2 separate regions of the Homo sapiens genome follow, and region 1 is linked to region 2. A link is an interaction called in ENCODE POLR2A ChIA-PET data of the cell type or tissue named here. Cell type or tissue: MCF 10A. All regions are shown on one strand. Links, peaks and the distances in the headings refer to the core of each region. The heading gives the core; the rest is flanking DNA. Region 1 overlaps FMN1 (formin 1). Region 2 overlaps LOC105370759 (a long non-coding RNA gene).

Region 1 (10,215 bases), core at 654-8,653, 52 kb after region 2:
TGTAACTCTAGACAGATCCAATAAAGGTTTTCATAACTGCTACCAAGTCAGGGAGGAGTCAGACATCATCAGCCTCAGCCAGGAGCCGGACGAACATCCAGGCGACATATTTTTCAAGCAGACTCCCACGAAAGACATTCTAACTGAGCTGTACAAACTCACAACAGAGAGGGAGAGACTGCTAACCAATCTCCTGAGCTCAGACCACATCCTGGGGATCACGATGGGGAACCAGGAGGGGAAGCTGCAAGAGCTGTCCGTGAGCCTGGCCCCCGAGGATGACTGTTTCCAGAGTGCTGGTGACTGGCAGGGAGAGCTCCCCGTGGGCCCTCTCAATAAGAGGAGCACCCACGGGAACAAAAAGCCTCGGAGGTCTAGTGGAAGGAGAGAGAGCTTTGGGGCCCTTCCACAGAAGAGGACCAAAAGAAAAGGGCGTGGAGGCCGAGAATCAGCTCCTCTGATGGGCAAGGACAAGATCTGTTCCAGCCACTCCCTTCCTCTTTCTAGAACAAGGCCTAACCTTTGGGTACTAGAGGAGAAAGGAAATCTGCTCCCGAATGGGGCACTTGCCTGCTCCCTGCAGAGGAGAGAGAGCTGCCCCCCAGATATTCCCAAGACGCCAGACACAGACCTTGGCTTTGGGAGCTTTGAGACGGCTTTCAAGGACACTGGGCTTGGAAGAGAAGTGCTGCCCCCTGACTGCAGCTCCACAGAGGCAGGAGGGGATGGCATTCGGAGGCCGCCGAGCGGGCTGGAGCATCAGCAAACAGGTTTGTCTGAAAGTCACCAGGACCCTGAGAAGCATCCAGAGGCAGAAAAGGATGAGATGGAGAAGCCGGCTAAGCGGACTTGCAAGCAGAAACCTGTCTCCAAAGTGGTGGCCAAAGTTCAGGACCTGTCCTCCCAGGTACAAAGAGTAGTTAAAACGCATTCTAAGGGTAAGGAGACGATTGCCATTCGCCCAGCAGCCCACGCTGAGTTTGTACCCAAAGCCGACTTGCTCACCCTCCCGGGAGCTGAGGCTGGGGCTCATGGCTCCAGGCGGCAGGGCAAGGAGCGGCAAGGGGATAGGTCATCGCAGTCGCCAGCCGGGGAAACAGCCTCCATTTCTAGTGTGTCGGCCAGTGCCGAGGGGGCCGTGAACAAGGTCCCCCTGAAGGTGATAGAGAGTGAGAAGTTAGATGAAGCCCCTGAGGGGAAAAGACTGGGCTTCCCTGTCCACACGAGTGTCCCTCACACTCGCCCAGAAACGAGAAACAAGAGGAGAGCCGGGTTGCCCCTTGGTGGCCACAAGTCCTTGTTTCTGGATCTGCCCCACAAAGTAGGTCCTGACTCCTCACAACCCAGAGGTGATAAGAAGAAGCCATCCCCACCAGCACCGGCAGCTCTTGGCAAGGTGTTTAATAATTCAGCCTCGCAGTCCAGCACACACAAACAGACGTCACCTGTTCCCTCGCCTCTGTCTCCAAGGCTCCCCAGCCCTCAGCAGCATCACAGGATCCTCCGGCTCCCTGCATTGCCTGGTGAGAGGGAAGCTGCTCTTAATGACTCTCCTTGTAGAAAGAGCCGTGTCTTCTCTGGGTGCGTCTCTGCTGACACCTTGGAGCCACCATCCTCTGCAAAGGTCACGGAGACCAAAGGAGCCAGCCCGGCCTTCCTCAGAGCAGGCCAACCTCGGTTGGTGCCTGGGGAAACTTTGGAAAAGAGCTTGGGGCCAGGGAAGACCACAGCTGAGCCCCAGCACCAGTCACCTCCAGGTTAGTCTCTGTTTAAGATGCTTTGAATCTATTCTTGGCTGATTGGGGAACTATCAGTCTGCCTGTGCTACTTAGAAACTGACTGATTAACAATGGACCAAAATTCCTAGGCCTATTACTTCACTTTGTAGCAAGAAAACGGGGAGTGGAACAGCGGGGTGTGGAGATGATTAGGATGGTTTTGACCTAGTGGTTCAGAGGTATAGTTGCTTCCAGGACTTTGTGAATGTCTTTTATTTCTTTCTTTTTTTTTTTTTTTGGCATCCTCTAAAGTTACTTCTGTGGTTGCGTAACAGTGACTCTCAAAGGAAAACAGGAACAGGCAGAGAGAAGTGGTAACTTGTCCCTGCCTTTGATGGTAACACTGGGTAATTGGCCTCTTGACCTAAATTCTGCCATTCATGCTGCTGGAGTCATTCTAGGGATTCTCTAAGCAGAAGTGCAAAAGTACGCTGTGTCTTCACTTATGTCTGTAGTTAGAGGTTTTTGTTTGTTTGTTTTTAGTAATCATCTCGATAAGTGCTATTATTTTATGACAAAAACTTTTGTGTTTTAACAGAACAGGAAGGAATTCAGTCTAATTTGAAGAAACTTGGTTCAAAGTTTTCTTTTTTTACAGTTTTTAAATTTCCCAAATAAGCACAAATTGACTTTATTCCGTAGGTATCTTTTACTTATGGGTTGTTACTGTTACTGGTATAGCATCATTTCTTATGTAAAAGGTGCTAAAGAGCTCATTTGACTTACATACTTAATGTGATTTAAAATGTTACATGAAAATAATTTTGTGGATTCAATAGGACCAAAAAAGACTGTGTAAAAGAAGCACTGCTCTGGTATTCATTACATTTTCTAGGCTGTTGTGGCCAGAATCTCAGGGTTTTATATGCCATTGTGCAGGTTATGTGTTCTTTTTCAGAGCTCCTCTAACAGCATGTGGGCAATGCTTTTTCTAGGGAATAGCTCCTAATATGATAGACAGTCTCTTACAGGTTAGAGCAAACATCAAGTGCAATTTTTGAGATAAAAAATATCTATCTAGGGAAGAGGAGCTTCAAAGCTTTTTGGTCATTTTGAACTTGTGAAATTTTATAAATCTCTCTAGATCATTGATCCAGGGGGTAGAGCTTTAAAAATGTGGTAAATGCTTTTCATCTTGTTTTTTGCAATAAATCTTGTTTTGATAAGATTTTCTACTTTCATAACCAATATGCTTCACCAGGAAAGTCACAGAATCGTAGATTTTATATCATGTATTGCAGAACCCTAGTGATGAAAATTCTTTCTCCTGTCGGATGCTGAGGACTTAGAAACACTTGACAAGGAAACTCTCTGAGATTATTAAGAGAGAGATTTCTGGAGGCAAGAGTGTAGAATATCTTAGCTGCCTTAACTCCAAAAACTGCAGAAACTGTGCATTAAATACATTGCTCTTTAGTAAATCCTCTTTTTCCTCAATGTAGGATTATCTTATTATTTTGCCCTTTTTCTATTTGAAAAATATCATAAAAGCTCCAGTGTATCTGGATCAAGGCAGGCACACAGAGCACATTCAGTTTCTGTTGGAGACTGACCGTGAGCCCACTGAGTGACAAGGTGAATGGATGATCACATGTTCCTTTGGCCTCTCCGTGCAATCACTCAACATTCCCTTTACTTTGGCCTCAGCCTTCCATTGGGATCTTCAGCAGCACTTTCAGGAACCAGTCATAAGAACTGTAAGCATCTCCTGTGCTTCTAACCTTATAAAAGAAGAAGCTGGAAAAGGGAAGGAGAGTAGAAGTGGGTAAGAGCTTTTTTTGATATGGGTAACTTCTCTACTGTGGAGACTTCCTATAGGGCCTCCAGCCATTACCTCCTATTGGCCCTACTTTGAAAGGCATGAGGGAGGGAGTTCCCCAGATAGTACCTTTGATTTGTATCCTCTGTCTAGTTCCCTTTTCTCTCTTGATTTTCCCTTTCCTGTCGCTGTGAGTCCTCTTTATATTCTGAACCCTTCAGTGACTCCCTGCAGCTGGGAAGCCCATACAGGGAGAAGTTTCCTGCTTCCAGCTACCTTTGTCTTTCACTTCATTTCTCTTCCCACCTAAACCCAGAAGAGGGCTCAGAGAGTTGCCAGCAGTCCAGAAAGAGGGGTGAATAATTCATTTACCATCACACTACAGTGTCCCTTTATCTGAACCCAACTCCCACCTTTCTCCCAGGTTAGCTATTAACCAGATTAAGTTTATGGTCTGTGGACATTTATTTCCTGTGGAAATAACATCTAGGTATTTTTATTGAAGTGATGTCATTAAGATTATTGAAAGCTCTCATTAACTGCTTAAGAAAGAGATTAAGTCTGGCAAAAGTAATCAGATCTGTTTCCAGTTGGAAGACTCTTCAATGTTAGAGGCAAGTAGTAATTCCCAGGAACCAGTGAAACCCGCTTATCCTTGTTACAAGACTAAGCAGTTAAAGCTGACATTACCATTCATGCAGGATGTAGCATAAGGATGTCACAGAGGCCAGCGATGCACCTTCTGTTGGGTTTGTAATTTCTTAACTTCTCATTTCAAGGATGATGCATGGGAATCTCCATTATCACCACATAGTGGTGATAAAATAGAGAATATACTAACAAGAACTGGTAGTCAGGTTTTTCTTCTCCTGCCTCCTCCCACCACCAACCTGGAGATTGGTTTTATAGTATTTTATTTGGCGGGTGGAGACTGATGTGGAATGTTCCCAAGCCTTTGTGGAGTATGGTCTTCCCCCAAACCTTGAGGAACTCTAGTTGTGCTAGCCTGCAAAGCAGTGTCCTTGGAGCTTGGTGCTAGGATTCCTTTCTGTTTTGCTTGCTTTCATTTACCTTTGATTCAAAGTAAACCCTTTTAGTGCCAGAAGAATCACAGGGAGCTTGGCTCACCATACTTGGGAAATGCCCAATCTTTAGTATGCTCTTGAGTAATCCTGTGGTTGTTTTCCTTTGACTGAAGTCACTGATGTGGTGATGGAAGCATATGCTCCAGGCATAGTTCTTCCTGATATTGAGAACTGAGAATCTCTTGATCAATTCTTGTGCCCATGAAAATATGTAATTAATGTCAACTTATTAAGAGTTAAGAGGCATACATGAAATAAATTTTATTTACATGTGTAAACCCCTAATACTACTGTCAAAGCTTTGATTGTCTCTGTGGATATACATTATGGGAAGTAAATATAAACTCTTCCCATATTAATATTAAGGTTTGATGCAATTCCAATAAAATTGTAAAGAAGCGTCACGACATTAATAGACATATGCAGCCATTTAAGGTTACTACAGAAAGTATGTAGTACAAAGAAAATTATCTAAAATTAATGGAGGGAAAATAGGACTCAAAAATTGCATCAGCCATATTCTACCCATATAAAACAAATACAGGAATTAAGTTGACATAAAGTATGTTGCTATGCACTTTTGAGAAAGTAATAGGATCCCAATTAAAACTCTGTGTAACTATGACCTGGCAATCCCACTTTTAGGAATTTAGCTTACATAAATATATGTACCAATAAGAAATTAGGCATAAGGATGTTTATTGCAGCATTGTCTGTAGTGGCAAAAAATAGCTAGAAAAAATTTGAATGTTCATCATTAGAGAAATGGTTAAATAAATGATTGTGCATTTATGCTCTGTAATATTATGAGGCTGTTCAGAGTACTGATCTAGATTTGTATCTATTTGAGTTATAAAATAATACATAAAATGCTCTCAGGTTTTGTAAAACAACTATCACCCCTCCCAATATATAAATATATATGTTTGGTACAGGTTCGAATATCATGGAGATGAGTGTGGAAGAACACTGGCCAGGCTGTTAACATTCCTTATTGAGGGTCAAGGCAGTGGAGGTGGGGAATGAAGTGAAAGAGAAAGATGCGGAAAAATTGGAGAAAGGCATTAATTTTATTTCTCTTTACATATTTTTATATTGTTTCTCTGGTTGTAGTGAATATGTTACTTTTATGATTCTTCAAGAGTGATTTAACTACTTTTATTTTTTAAGAAAAAAACAAATTCACCACCTAGAGTGCTTGTGTGTGGGGTCGGGGGTGGGGAGTACAATTATAGCTAAAGTACACTTTTCTATGTTTTCCCCATGTCCTTTGAGGCAAGAATTTTAGCATTGAGAATATATCATTGTTACAAGGGGAAATGTAGGTTGTTAGAGACCTGTAAAAGCCATGCTCAAAAAGCACTAGTCCAGGAGGTAGGGATAGGATGAGGATAGAGCATAATCCAGAAACCAACGGAAGAAAGCAATTCAGAGAGGCCCCTGGATTACTCACAGTCCTGAGAGGAAACAGATACCTGCAAGGCTGAAGGCGCAAGGGAAGGCGTGCGTGGTCACTGGAGCCCAGACAGGGGAGATTAATGGAGGGGACCCTCTGTCAGGAACAGTGGTTTCTGGTAGAGACACCCAGCGGAGAGGAAGCTGTGGGGATAAATATCCTGGCCTCACCCTCCTCTGGACCACTTCCTGTAAACCTCCTCTAACTGAACCAACCAGAAAGCAGAGTGTAAAGGAGCCAAGCCAGGGGCTGTGGTCTACGGGGTCAGCCTTCCAGGGCCAAGAGCAGGTTGAGAAAAATGGGGAGTGGATCTGGAGGAGCCAATGGGAGTCTGGATGAGGGGGATGAATTATGCCATAAAGAACAGGAAAATACTGTTGCTTCTAACCCTCTTTGAGGGAGTTACTTCGGTAGAATGACGTCTATGAGTAGATTATAAGAGGCTGAAGGTAGGTGATAAGGAAGTGGAAGTAGTGGCTACAGTTTTTTCCCTCCGATTTATTAGTGAATGGATGTGAAAGATGGGATGGAATTTTAAATGAGCAACAGGGGAAAGAAGAATGTGTGTTTATGTGGTATATGGGTATATGTTTTGTTATAGAACAGTGGTAATCTTAATACTTAAATGATTATTACAGTGTTTTATTTCTTTCTCATGTGACCTTTCTCCTCTAAATTTGATTAGGTTGACCATCTTTTTATTGTTAAAAGTTCATACAAAGAGAAAGTGAATTAGAAGTCCTGGTAATATGATTTTTAGTCCATGGATTCAGAAACAATATTTTTTTTTTCAAAAAACAACACACAAAGCTCTTAAAATTTAACAGTGTTTGAGATCCCATTGTGCCTGCTTGCTTTTTGTGTAAAGCATAAAGAGAATTTTAAAGAGTGCCTTTTCCAATGATCTCAAATAAGAATAGCTCATTGGCATGTGAAATACGAAATAAATGTTCTACTAATGAACAATTTGTATTTTAAGGTCAGTTTCTGTATAAAATAAATGAGTATTTTTCTCATTTGTTTTGCTTTTTAAAGGGGAATGTGATTTAAAGGCCAGGACCATGGCCAGAATCTGATGTTTTAAAATCTCAAGCCAGCTCTATGCCTGTGCATTTTTCCCCAGATTAAGATTGAATTATGCTTTGAGGATAACACCTTCCACTGGATTGCTTTTCACTTGTCTCTATTTTTGGATTCAGAGTACAAGATATAAAGCAAGGGTGGCAGTCTGTGGCCTTTGGCTATATGCACAGCCTTCCGAAATAATTCCAAAGATGTGTAGAAATAGCAGAATAACACCATGATTAAAAGTAACAGCCACTGATAAATGTAAAAGAGAAAACTATTTTTAAAATAAATAGATATTAAATTTTAGAGAATAATTCATTGGATATATTTGTTAACTCAACACTCTGCCTCATGTCATTATTGGTTGGGACATGAGAAAAAGACAACCTTTTCGGGTTGTAATTGGATTACAAGTATTATATCAAACTGATAAAGCAGAGTACTGAATATTGAAAGCGTATGTTTTGTTTTATTTCTTTTTTTTTTTTTTTTTGAGACGGAGTCTCGCTCTTGTTTCCCAGGCTAGAGTACAGTGGCGTGATCTTGGCTCACTGCAACCTCCGCCTCCCAGGTTCAAGGAATTCTCCTTCCTCAGCCTCCCAGCTAGCTGGGATTACAGGTGTGCATCTGGCTAGTTTTTGTATTTTTAGTAGGGATGGGATTTCACCACGTTGGCCAGGCTCGTCTTGAACTCCTGACCTCGTGATCTGCCCGCCTCGACCTTCCAAAGTTCTGGGATTACAGGGGTGAGCCACGGCCTGTTTTGTTTTATTTCTTAGGGAATCCTGAGAAAGCACTTTTTGAAAACAGCAGATACCACTGCGGCCCCACCCCCTTCCTCTTGATAGCTGTGAGCAGATAAATGACTGTGGTGCCGATCTCACTGTATTTGCTTTCTGATCACTTACAGGGATAGTGACTTCTGTTAGATAATTTTGAAATTGGAATCAGACCATATCTAATGTATCTTTGTGGCCCCTGGGCTGTGATATTAGGTCATACCATCCCCTTGGAGTTCCTCTGTGTGCCCCGGCAGCTCAGCCTCCTATCATGGCATGTTCTGGAGTTTCTTCCCTCTCATAGAAGGTTCTAGGAATTTTTTTTTCACAGTCATGGATTGTTCCAGTACATTGAAACAAGGCTCAGAGCCTTATAGGAAAGAACTTGAAATCAGGTCAGAATTGGAATTCAGAGATGTATGGGATACAGACGGATTTGAGGGGTCCTGGAACGATGTTGGATAATAGGGAGGAACAACAAACTACTGAAGGAAAAGTACCAAGAGAGAACACTTCTGGGCCAGAATGTCTTGGACAAACATTTCCTCATCCTCCTGGGAGGGCCCCTACACTTGAGGAAGAAGGAGCTTTGGCAAAAAGAAATGAAAGAACTTTATCATCAGAAGCCCAACAGTTTTGCAGTATTGAAGAGCTGTTCAAGAGAGGTAGGGACTTCCTCTCTTGAGGACTGGGTTTCACGCTAAGCAAGTGAGTGAGGACTTCAAACGCTGAGATTCAGATTTTTGTATTAGTAATTCATGGTATAGTCCCAGTTACTCGGGAGGCTGAAGCCCGAGAATCTCTTGATCCCGGGAGAAGTATGTTACAGTGAGCCGAGATTGCACCACTGAACTCCAGCCTGGGTGACAAAGAGAGACTCCATTTCAAAAAAAAAAAAAAAATTCATGGTAATACGGTTTTATTCACAATAAAGTCACAAATCAGTTCATTCAGATTTCACGTATTTTTTCTAAAACGTTCAAGTCTTTAGTTTCAGTTTTGTGTTTAGAGGGAGAACTCAGAAGTGCTCCTGTGACTGAGTAAAGCTGTTGGTTTCCAGGTGAGCCCAGAGGAATTGTGGAGAGTAAATAAGGTGTGCAGCTTGGGCCTCAGCTATGTTCTCCCTAGGATTCAGACTTGTCTGGGCATGTCTGGATAATTTGACAGTCATGCCCGTCCAGAGTCTTCTGCTTGAGGGCTGGGATGATCATCACAGGACAAAGCTCATCTTAAGGAAAGCAAGAATTTGAGCCACATCCGAGGGTAGCGGCTACCACGGGGAGGGACAACACTGAAAATAGCATGACGTATGTTCTCCAGATTTTCTGTTGCGCCAGCCCCATGGATTCATGCCTGGAGATAGGGAGAGAGGACTGCCATAAAAAAAGCAGTGTGAAAATTTAAAGAGTAATGTTACTAAAATTTCTTTAGGACATTGAAAGCAAATTCTGCATAACAGGATGTACAGACTTGGGGAAGCAGTGTCCCTATTGGAGGTGCTATGGAAGCACGGTGTGAAAGGGCATAATGAACTAGATTTTATCCAGTGTGGTTTTATTGATGGTAGAATGAATGAGATTTTGTCTTATCCCAAGGAGAAGCGGGAGAGGTAGGCAGTTGTGCCTTGGGCAACACATCTGGCACCTTTGACTACAGCAGCCCTGGTGCCCATTTTGGAAGCATCAAGAGGCACCTTGTGCAGCCGAAGCAAGAGATGAAAGCAGTGATGAGGAGGAAGGATTACATCCACGAGCACACATGATTTCTAGAATGATTCAGGGGAAATTGGTGTGGGGGAGAGGGAAGCACCAAAATCGGTAGAGTCAGTGAAATACCGATTTTTTAGCTTGTTATTACTCCCCTGATTGCAGTTGCTGGAAGGAATTATGTCAAATTTCATAGCGGTTTTTTGAGAATCAAATGAAATAATATCAATGAAAATAGTTCATAAAGCACTTTTTAAAATTAGCTTTATTATAATTACACATCATTGCTGGTTCATAGGGGCAGAAAGGATTTTAAAATCCCACTCCTTTTGGTATTTTCCAATGATGAAATGATGCTACAAAGAATAGCTCACAATGAGTTGTTTATTCGATGTGGATTTGCTGATTTGTTCTTGATTAAAGCTGCTACATTTGCTGCTTGTTTTTTAAGGCACTTACTTATATAGCATCTTTATCGATATTTTATTGTTTTGTGTAGGTTAATATTGGATTTCTCTTTTTTTTTTTTTTTTTTTCAGACGGAGTCTAGCTCTGTCGCCCAGGCTGGAGTGCAGTGGCGCAAT
Region 2 (10,215 bases), core at 1,167-9,166:
ACACTGCTGTGGATAGGACTGATCCCTGATGGTGTTATATAAAAATTGTCATGGGATGCCAGTGAAGTGGATAACAGTGAGAATGCCTTAAGAATTCAGTATCCAGCTGGATGCGGTGACTCACGCCTATAATCCCAGCACTTTGGGAGGCCGAGGCGGGCGGATCACGAGGTCAGGAGTTCGAGACAAGCCTGGCCAATATGGTGAAACCCCGTCTCTACTGAAAACACAAATATTAGCTGGATGTGGTGGTACGTGCCTGTAGTCCCAGCTACTCAGGAGGCTGAGGCAGAAGAATCGCTTGAACCTGGGAGGCGGAGCTTGCAGTGAGCCGAGATCATGCCACTGCACAACAACCTGGGTGACAGAGTGAGACTCCACCTTGGAAAAAAAAAAGAATTCAGAATCCATTTTTAGCCTAGATTCAAATCAGGGAGTTATTCTTTCTGTCTAAGGTTGCAGAATAAAAGCCCTCTCATGGCCACAAAAACAATGCAGAACACTGAATGAAAGGAACACAAAGGGGAAGAACTCAGTAGTCACTGATCAGATAACAGTGTGCAGATTAAGGAGATAGAGAGGGATGCGGGTCTGAAGGGCCACACAATCAGACGAACTGTTATCATGGTAATTAGTGTCAAATATTTCACTGACCATGTTGGAGGAGAGCAAAGTCTCCACTAAATAGCACAATAAATGCACAAAATAAAAGTAAAATTTATATAATCATATGCTAATAGTCTCTTCACGTATTGTGCCAAGCAGATGCTAAGTGCTTTGCCACATTTTGATTTTTTTTTTTTTCTCGACACAGAGTTTCGCTTTTGTTGTCCAGGCTGGAGTGCAGTGGTGCAATCTCGGCTCACTGCAATCTCCACCTCCTGGGTTCAAGCAATTCTCCTGGCTCAGCCTCCTGAGTAGCTGGGATAACACGCGCCCGCCACCACGCCTGGCTAACTTTTTGTATTTTTAGTAGAGACGGGGTTTCACCATGTTGGCCAGGCTGGTCTCGGACTCCTGACCTCAGGTGATCCACTCCCCTTGGCCTCCCAAAATGCTGGGATTACAGGCATGAGCCACCATGCCTGGCCTGAATATTTTCTTTTTTCTTTTCTTTTCTTTTTTTTTTTTCTGAGATGGAGTCTTGCTCTGTCACCCAGGCTGGAGTGCAATGGCGTGATCATGGCTCACTGCAACCTCTGCCTCCCAGGTTCAAGCAATTCTCCCGCCTCAACCTCCCAAGTAGCTGGGATTACAGGCAGCTTTCACCATGCCCGGCTAATTTTTTTGTATTTTTAGTGGAGACAGGGTTTCACCATGTTGGCCAGGCTGGTCTGGAACTCCTGACCTCATGATCTGCCTGCCTCAGCCTCCCAAAGTGCTGCGATTACAGGCATGAGCCACTGTGTCTGACCGGCCTGAATATTTTCTAAAAAAAGAAAATTCAAATTATGAGTTAGGCACAAGTGAGGAAATTGAGGTTTAGAGAGATCTTGTATCTCAAAACTTACACTGTTAGGATGTGGCAGAAGTTAAGACATAAACCCTGGTTTCAAACATATTCTCCTTACCACACAATTATACTGTGAATATTCTAGGACTTTTTAATATTGGAAACAAGAGCCTTGGTAACAAGATAGGACTACGACCAACTACAAAATTTGTGGGTCCTGGTATAAAATGAAAGCGTGAGGCCCCTTGCTCAAAAAAAATTTCAAGATGGCAACATTAAACAAAGTGTGGAGCCCTTCTATGCTCGGGGCCCGTGTGACTGCACAGGTTGCATGCCCCTGAAGCTGGACTTGGATATGCCATTACAACATGGAACTGAGACCCACAGAAGGTCATCTACAGAACATGAGCAGGACAAAAGGGGAGGCCTCTGCGAAGACCACAATAAAGAACATGTGATAGCTCTGCCCGCCTCTTTAGTGAGCTGGACCTGGAAATTTACATAGGAAATATACTGTATGTGTGGTTTGTGGCATACAGATTAGATAGTAAAATGAATGTCAAACTCAATGCTGGTGTGCTTTGTGCTTTCAGTCTTTCTCGACATCATTTCATCAAGTTCTCAAGCTAAATAAACAACTACTTCAGTGGTGTTGCAGCAAGTTCTCTGGGCTGAATCCCTTCTGACCATTGTTGTGAAGATTCTGGTGTCCCAGTGCCTGAAAATAGGTAAACCTCCCTGCCCCACTTCCACACCTCCCCAATGCTCCTCACAGATGCAGCTTTTGCCAGCCTTCTTGTGTGATTTCAGTCCCAGGGGATGTCATTTATACCACATAGGACTTATGCATAAATCTTTGCAACCTGCACACACCCTCAATCACAGTCCTGATTTCTGGTGATCAAAAACCCATTTGTGCATAAGGGACTTAAGGATAGATGGGAGGCCAGTGAGTCTTTCCACCTGATGCATGCAAAGGTACAGAGCTCTGGCTAGGCATAATGTTGAGGCTGTCAAACCTCAGTCCACCTCTCTGCTGCCTCACCTTCCCAATAGTTGCCCCTTTTCCCTTGACATGAAGCCTCCTCATAGGTCCCTAGTTTGGGTCCCACCACTCATTACCTCCTTCATATTGATCCATTTCCTGTCAAGCCCAGATCTGACCCTTTTCTCTCATCTCAAACAGTCTTAGCAGACTTTTCTCTTTCCCTCAGCACTGTACTATGTGATTTGCCAGGAGGAAATGAATCTCATGCATTAATTTGAATTAAGGCTAATGGCTGACACTAATTTGATGAATTGCTCACATATTTTAATGCCTTCATTTAGGGATGAGTAATAAGGGACCATTACATACCTAGGCTGAGCCTTTGCAAGAGATGTTTCCAACAGTGGGACTATTCCACTCACATGAGCAATATTGTACTTATTTCACTGATAAGAAAACTCCTGCTTTCTCTGTGAAGCAAGTGAGAAAACAATGGGTGATAAATATTTGTTCACTGTTAAATGGAAACTTAAATGATACACTTTTTGCTTATCAAATGTTTAATTTATGTGGGCTGGGTGGAGGGGCTTACGCCTGTAATCCCAGCACTTTGAGAGGCCGAGGTGGGCTGACCACCTGAGGTCAGGAGTTTGAGACCAGCCTGGCTAACATGGTGAAACCCCGTCTCTACTAAAAATAACAAAAATTAGCCAGGCATGGTGGTGGGCGCCTGTAATCCCAGCCACTTGGGAGGCTGAGGCAGGAGAATCAGTTGAACCCGGGAGTTGGAGGTTGCAGTGAGCCAAGATTGTCCCATTGTACTCCAGCCTGGGTGACAGAGCAAGACTCCATCTCAAAACAAACAAACAAACCTGCAAGTGTTTAATTTAAAAAAAGATAATGAGTGCTACTGGAAGTGAAGTGAAAGTGACATTCTTATATAGTGCAAGAGTATAAACTGGCACATACTAGAGGAAAATTTGGCAGTTTGATGGCAATGTTAAACTATAATACATGCACATACAGACATGTATACACATATATACATATATGGTATGTATACACATTTATACACATACACATATGCTCATATATACACATAAGTAAAATATCTGGGGCCAGACACAGTGATTCACACCTGTAATCCCAGCTCTTTGGGAGGCCAAGGCAGGAGGCTTACTTCAGGCCAGGAGTTTGAGACCAGCCCGCACAACATAGTGAGACCCTGTCTCAACAAAAAACTAAAAACTTAGTTGGGCGTGGCAGCTGGTAGTTCCCAGCTACATGGGAGGCTGAAACAGGAGGATCACTTGAGCTCAGTTTGAGTGAACTGTGATCGCACCATTGCACTCCAGCCTGGGTGACAGAGTGAGACCTTATCTTTAAAATAAATAAATAAAATATCTGAAGTACAAAGGACATCGATGAAGGCTGACAGTGCCTTTTAAAGATGGTCTGCTCCTGTCTACCTCTCCAGGCTTATGTCTTCTTTCCTTCCAGCTCTTGTTAGTCTATTCACACTGGATTCTCTCAGTTCTTCAACACACCTCATGCTCCCTCCTTCCAGGGAGCTTCTGCATGATAGTCTTTCTACCTGGGTGGCTCTTCAACTCGCTTCTGACTAATTCCTCAGATGTCAGTTTAGGGTTACCTCCTCAGGAAGCCTTCTCAGACTGCTACTCCCTTCTCCCGATCCCCTGAGTCTGGCTAGATTCCTTTAATTTTAATTTTATTTATTTTTTGAGACGGAGTCTCGCTCTGTTGCCCAGGCTGGAGTGCAGTGGCACGATATCAGCTCACTGCACCCTCCGCATCCTGGGTTCAAGCGATTCTCCCTGCCTCAGCCTCCTGAGTAGCTGGCATTACAGGCACCCGCCACCATGCCTGGCTAATTTTTGTATTTTTAGTAGAGGCAGGGTTTCACCATGTTGGCCAGGCTAGTCTCGAACTCCTGACCTAAGATGATCCACCTGCCTCAGCCTCCCAAAGTGCTGGAATTACAGGCGTGAGCCACCGGGCCTAGACTAGATTCCTTTATAATCTGCTTTTAGAGACACATTACCTTCCCTGTGGTGTTTAGCCGAGGAAATGGTGATCCTCTCCTTTGTGAGATTGTATTATCTGCCTCCTTTCATGACTATAAGTTCAAAGAGAGCAGGTTTGTGCTTATCTCTCCATCCCCAGTGCCTTGAAAAGGGCCTGGTAATAATTAGAAGGGGCTCCAGAAATACTTGCTGATTACATAAATGAATAATCAATTTTTATTTTCTCCTTTGTGCTTTCCAGTATTTTTTCAAATTATAATGCTCATGTGATACTTGTATAATTTGTAGAATTGTTTAAAATTTTACTTGTATAATTTGTATAATTGTTTAAAAAGATGTTCAAAAAAAAAAGAAAGGAAAGCTTTTCCTTTCTGTTGGAGGCTGCAGCTGTTCTCTGCAGAGCCTGCTACCTTTGGCTCGGATTCCTCTGACTGCTACGGTTCCAGCTAGTTCATGCTATGGAACATGATTGTGCTGCACTGTCTCAAATTCTGCCCCCTCTGGGGAGATTCTTCCTCAGCATTACCTTTGGGTTGTTCACAAAGCAGGTGACTCAGAAGCCTGCTGTTCTTTGTTTCCTGCCCTCAGGGATGCAGCCTGGTGGCTTTTGTGACTCAGCAAATGACCCGTGGACAAAGCGGCACACCAAGCCCGTCTTGCCAGCTAGTGACAAGTCAGTAGCATTGTACTGAGTACAAGTCCTGCTGCAGTGTCTGAGAATATATCTCTCGGCATGAACCCCTCACATTCTTCTCCTCTCTACTCCCCAATATTCAAGAGAACTATAATCATTATGACTTTTCCTGTTGAGTCAAATCTAAGCCTTTTCAGAAAATCTGAGTGATTTCAAGTTTCAGTTTCAGATTCAAGTTCTTGCTTTCTTTGTACAAAACGACAGCATAAAGGCAATTATGGTTGTAGCTAAGTGAGAGTAATTTCTCCATATGGTGCTTCAGGTGGCATTTAAGATATTTTTAAGACTTCTGTAGGCAAGTTAAAAAAATCCTGTTAGTCTGCAAACATTTCATCAGCCTCCACAACGTTCACCTACGTGTTGCAATGTTTCAAAGATAATTTGTCATTTCAAATCCTTTTTGGAATGAGCTGGGAAATAAATAAGTATGGATGATGCATCAGAGAGAATGAGTCCCTCAATCTGAAGAGGTATTATTCTGGCGGTATGAGGATTTTAATTGCTATTTAAGTTCTGACTTTTCCACGGACTGATCTACCTTTCCCCAGGTTATGAACCCATGTTGAGTGACAATGTAGCAGCATCAAACACTTGTTTTTCTGTATCTGAGATCCCTGGATCTGTTGCAGAGATCGCCATTTTGATGCCATTAAGTATTTTTCAGGGAATTTGGGGGTGAGTAGTAGCTATTCATCGATAGAATATCATCCATATTAGGACAAATGTGGCAGCCGGCAAGTTGCACTTATCCGGGCGTTGAGAGGAAAAGCTGATTACATAGCCCAGGGCAAATGGGGTGGAAACATCTTGGAGATTAGGTTTACTCCCTGTGTCCTACATTTCAGAGGGATGTAATCATTGGTTTCATGTTTAACGTTTTCCACGGATGGCCCTTCCCTCTCATAGATTGTCTTGGGGTTGAAATAAATGCAAAATCTATTTTAGAGAATGTTACATGTGTAAATTTAGCTCAGAGCAAAGAACATTAACATCAGTGGTCCTGTGACTGGTGCTTTGGGATAACTTCATCATTCCCCTTCAGTGACAGAAGGAGAAACTGAGGTCTAGATTGGTTAAGGTGATTTGGGTTGCGCCACATAATTAGTAGGTGGGATTTTGAAATGTTGAGCTCTTTCTAGAAGTGTTTGTTATGCCCTCATTCCTGTGAGAGCAAGGTCTGTCTCTGTGAGGGGGCAAAGTCCATTTCCCTGGGATTGCTCTCTGGAATGCTGTTCATATCACTGCCCCTTTTATCCTCCCACTATTCACTCCTGGTATCGAATCCCATTTTCACTCCGGCTTTTAGCTAGTCTCTCTGACATCCACACGCCAGTTCTAACAAATTCCCTTTCCTTGACATCAGCTCTTAAGTAAAAGAAACTCCTTGCTTCTGACTGGTCACATAATGGGAAGGTGAAACCCTAAAGCCACAGATGATGTCACCTGCCACATCTCATGTCTTTTCTTCGCCCCAGCTTGGAGTCCTTTCAAATGGAGCCGCCAGAATGTATTCTTTCTCTGCATCTTGTTTCTCTGCTTCTTTTTTGATCACTTCTTCTGATTTTCTAGGTCACACACTGAAGTCATCCACCCACCATAGGGAGGGACAGTGATTTAACTAAACAAAGTAGATCACTCCTTATATGCAAGGTATTAGGGGGAATGAAAAGGTAAACCTCAGACAATTCTTTCCTTCAAGTTGCTTTGAATCCAGGGTAGAAAGCAAATATGTCTGCAGCCCTTTATGGGGGCAATGGGGTAAGAGAAGTACAAACAACATGCTACAGAAGCACAGAACTGGAAATGAACTGAAAGGGAATGAGGGAAGGCTTCACGGAGGAAGTGGCATTTGACTTGCAGTTTAATGCTGGAAAGACCTATACATCTTGTTCTTTAAAAGGAAGCACTTACTGGTTGAACTATGACCTCTGGGGCTTTCATTGACTGTAGGTCATAGCAGCAGGACTGGGAAGCTTCAGCTATATTATAGGATACATCTAGGGCAAAGCCTGGCTTAAGCCTCTCTTTCTCCTCTTCTGGTAGTAAAGGGATGGTTTAATCTTTTGAGAGAAGTTACAGTTAGTAATCTGTGGGCAGTAATACTTCTTGCTGTTGGAGGTAATGCTCCTATGTGTGAATATGTGTATTGCAGATGTCCCCATCCCCTCTGCCCGCCTCCTGCTCCTGTCTCTTCTGCCTCTTCTCCACTCCTGTGCAGTCCAGGGTCGGAAGCAAGCCTCTTTGGGCAGAAAGCTGCTGGAGTTATTAAATGCATTTCTCCCAGGTTAAACAGCCCTCAAACTTTAGTGCCTAGGAATCGCTTAGGGGTAGTTTATTAAAATGCAGTTTGAATTCAGGACGTCTGGGGTGAACCTGAGATTTTGCATTTCCAATAAGCAAGTGAGCTCAATTCTGCTGGTCTTCCCACCATACTTGGGTGTGATCTTCACTAACTAATTTTACTAAACATGAACTAAGGGGCAAAGAAAACAGCGTAGGGATTGCTTTGGGAAAAACTCTCTCAACCCACCTTTTTCCTCTGCTCTCACATCATCACAACGAACATCAACACAGAAGCCTTCTGTGACCAAAGGTGTGGGGGTTTTTCTCCCCGACATGAAGCAGTATACACCAGCTGGGTGTCCTCCAATTCAGTTCTGACACTATGTACCTGGAGACAGAGTCAGAGTCCCCAGGTTGAGGACTCAGTCCCACAAGACCACCCTCTCCATGACCCACCAGTTGTAAGTCGGGTTTCCTCCGGAACTTCTGACCAACCAGCTTCAAGCTGGGGTTCCCACGACTCCCTCTCTGGGTTTGATTAATTTGCTAGAGCAGCTCACAGAACTCAGAAACACACTTACCGGTTTATTAAGAAGGATATTTTAAAGAATACAAATAAACAGCCAGATGAAGAAATATATAGGGTGTGGGTCTGCAAGGGTCCCAAGCGTAGGAGCTTCTGTCCCCAGGAGTTGAGCGGTGCCATCCGCCCAGCACATGCGAGTTCTTCTTCACCTTCCTGTCAGCCTCCACAGGTTCAGCTCTCCAAAACCCATCCTCTTGGGTTTTTATGGAAGCTTCATGATGTCACCATTCCTTCCCCCAGTGTATAGGGTGGGATTCTCTGTGGGGAGGTTCTTAAGACCCACAATCAGAAAGGTGGAGAAGATTAGAGTCCTGCCTTGGGGCAGATAAGGAGAGGGCAGGAGAGAGATTCTGTTTCCTGAGGCCTGGCCCTGAGGCCTAACACACACAGCATTATAAAAAAACACCAACAATGGCTACGGGAGTTATGAGCCAGGAACACTGAATGAAAATTATATGTATTAATATACATTAAAATTAATTATATATGTATTATATATATTAAAATATATGTATATAATAACACAGGAATGAATGGGGAATCCCATGAAATCCTATTTACCCCTGGGGACTTCAAACGAGAATGTGTAAATAGTACCTTAAGCCCCAGGTAGGCAAGGACCATTATTTCCGTTTTCTTGGTTCCCTTTGATAAGCAAATTGACCAAATTTAGTAATTTCGAATTCATAGGCATTGTATCATCTACTTCACATGTTCCACAGAGGAATGCATTTCGGTAAGGATTATCAGAGACAGCTTTTTCTCTTAGGCAGGCAGTATGGTATATTGTGAAAATGTGGGCCTTGGCCGGGCTTGGTGGCTCATGCCTGTAATCCCAGCACTTTGGGAGGCTGAGGCGGGCAGATCACTGGGTCAGGAGTTTGAGACCAGCCTGGCCAACATGGTGAAATCCCATCTCTACTAAAAACACAAAAAATTAGCTGGGTAGGGCACCTGTAATCCCAGCTACTCAGGAGGCTGAGGCAGGAGAATCGCTTGAACCCAGGAGGCGGAGGTTGCAGTGAGCCGAGACTGCGCCACTGCACTCCAGCCTGGACAACAGAGACTCCGTCAAAAAAAAAAAAAAAAAAAAGGAAAGAAAGAAAATGTGGGCCTCCAGGTCAGAATGATTTGGGGTCAAGACTTTTTCTTAAACTTGCAACCTCAAGTGAGTCACTATCCTCTCTAGTCCGAGTTTCCTCAGCCTTGAGGTGGTGATAACACCTACCCTGCTGGGTGGTTGTGAAGATTAGTAATTTTGTTGATAAAGTGATCTCTTCAGGTATGGTCCAGATTGAGTGTTCTCAGCTAGGCTGTGCATTTCCATTAGGAAATGGGCTTTATTGAACTGGATATCCCTAGAGTCTAGTACAATAACATATATTAGGCACTTAGTAGCTGTTTATTTTTTCATTTTTTATTTTTTATTTTGAGACAGGATCTAGCTCTGTCACCCAGGCTGCAGTGCGAGGGCTTAAGTGATCCTCCTGCCTCGGCCTCTCGAGTACCTGGGACTACAGGCATGCACCACCACACCCAGCTAATTTTTTAACATTTATTTTTTGTAGAGATAGGGTCTCACTGTGTTGCCCAGTCTGGTCTCAAACTCCTGGGTCCATGCAATCCTCTCGGCCAGTAACTGTTTATTAAGCAAGGATCACATAAATACTCCACTAACAAGCTGGGCATGGTGGCTCACGCCTGTAATCCCAGCACTTTGGGAGGCCGAGGCGGGCAGATTGCTTGAGGTCAGGAGTTCGAGACCAGCCTGGACGACATGGTGAAACCCCATCTCTATTAAAAACACAAAAAATAGCCAGGCATGGTAGTGTATGCCTGTAGTCCCAGCTACTCAGGAGGCTGAGGCAGGAGAATCACTTGAACCTGAGAGACAGAGGTTGTAGTGAGCCGAGATTACACCAGTGTACTCCAGCCTGGGTGACAGAGTGAAATTGTCTCAAACAAAACAAAACAAAACAAAACAAAACAAAACAAAACAAAACTCCACTAACTTGTTAATTAGTGTATACCTTTGTATTGATCTATAACCTTTAACTTATTTATATTTTGTCTTTATTAATAGCCTCTTTGGGAAAATATTTTTCTTCTCCTTTCTCTTTAAAACACCTCCTACTCCCTCCCCCTACCAAGCTTAGAGCAAGTACA

Evidence for each region. Peaks named below come from ENCODE experiments on the same cell type or tissue, not always from the same donor. Only the 100,000 strongest peaks of a DNase experiment are listed, where the experiment ranks them.
Region 1: POLR2A ChIA-PET joins it to region 2 with 16 read pairs; 3 of 35 experiments call an interaction of 5 or more read pairs at or near these places.

The regions. Positions count from the first base shown.
Region 1 is chr15:33,144,590-33,154,804 of GRCh38, reverse strand. It overlaps FMN1 (formin 1), which reads left to right. Exons shown (of 21, transcript NM_001277313.2): 4 at 1-1,757. Among named protein-coding and RNA genes, the nearest start is that of FMN1, 45 kb to the left of the region's middle. RefSeq lists an enhancer at 8,286-9,485. In MCF 10A, for the core only: no CTCF peak of the experiment used is centred there; DNase peaks (open chromatin) are centred at 2,094 and 4,674.
Region 2 is chr15:33,196,878-33,207,092 of GRCh38, reverse strand. LOC105370759 (a long non-coding RNA gene) reads right to left here. Exons shown (of 3, transcript XR_932090.3): 2 at 7,711-7,851; 3 at 2,545-2,911. Among named protein-coding and RNA genes, the nearest start is that of FMN1, 7.3 kb to the right of the region's middle. RefSeq lists an enhancer at 5,030-5,349. In MCF 10A, for the core only: a CTCF peak has its summit at 4,977; a DNase peak (open chromatin) is centred at 5,042.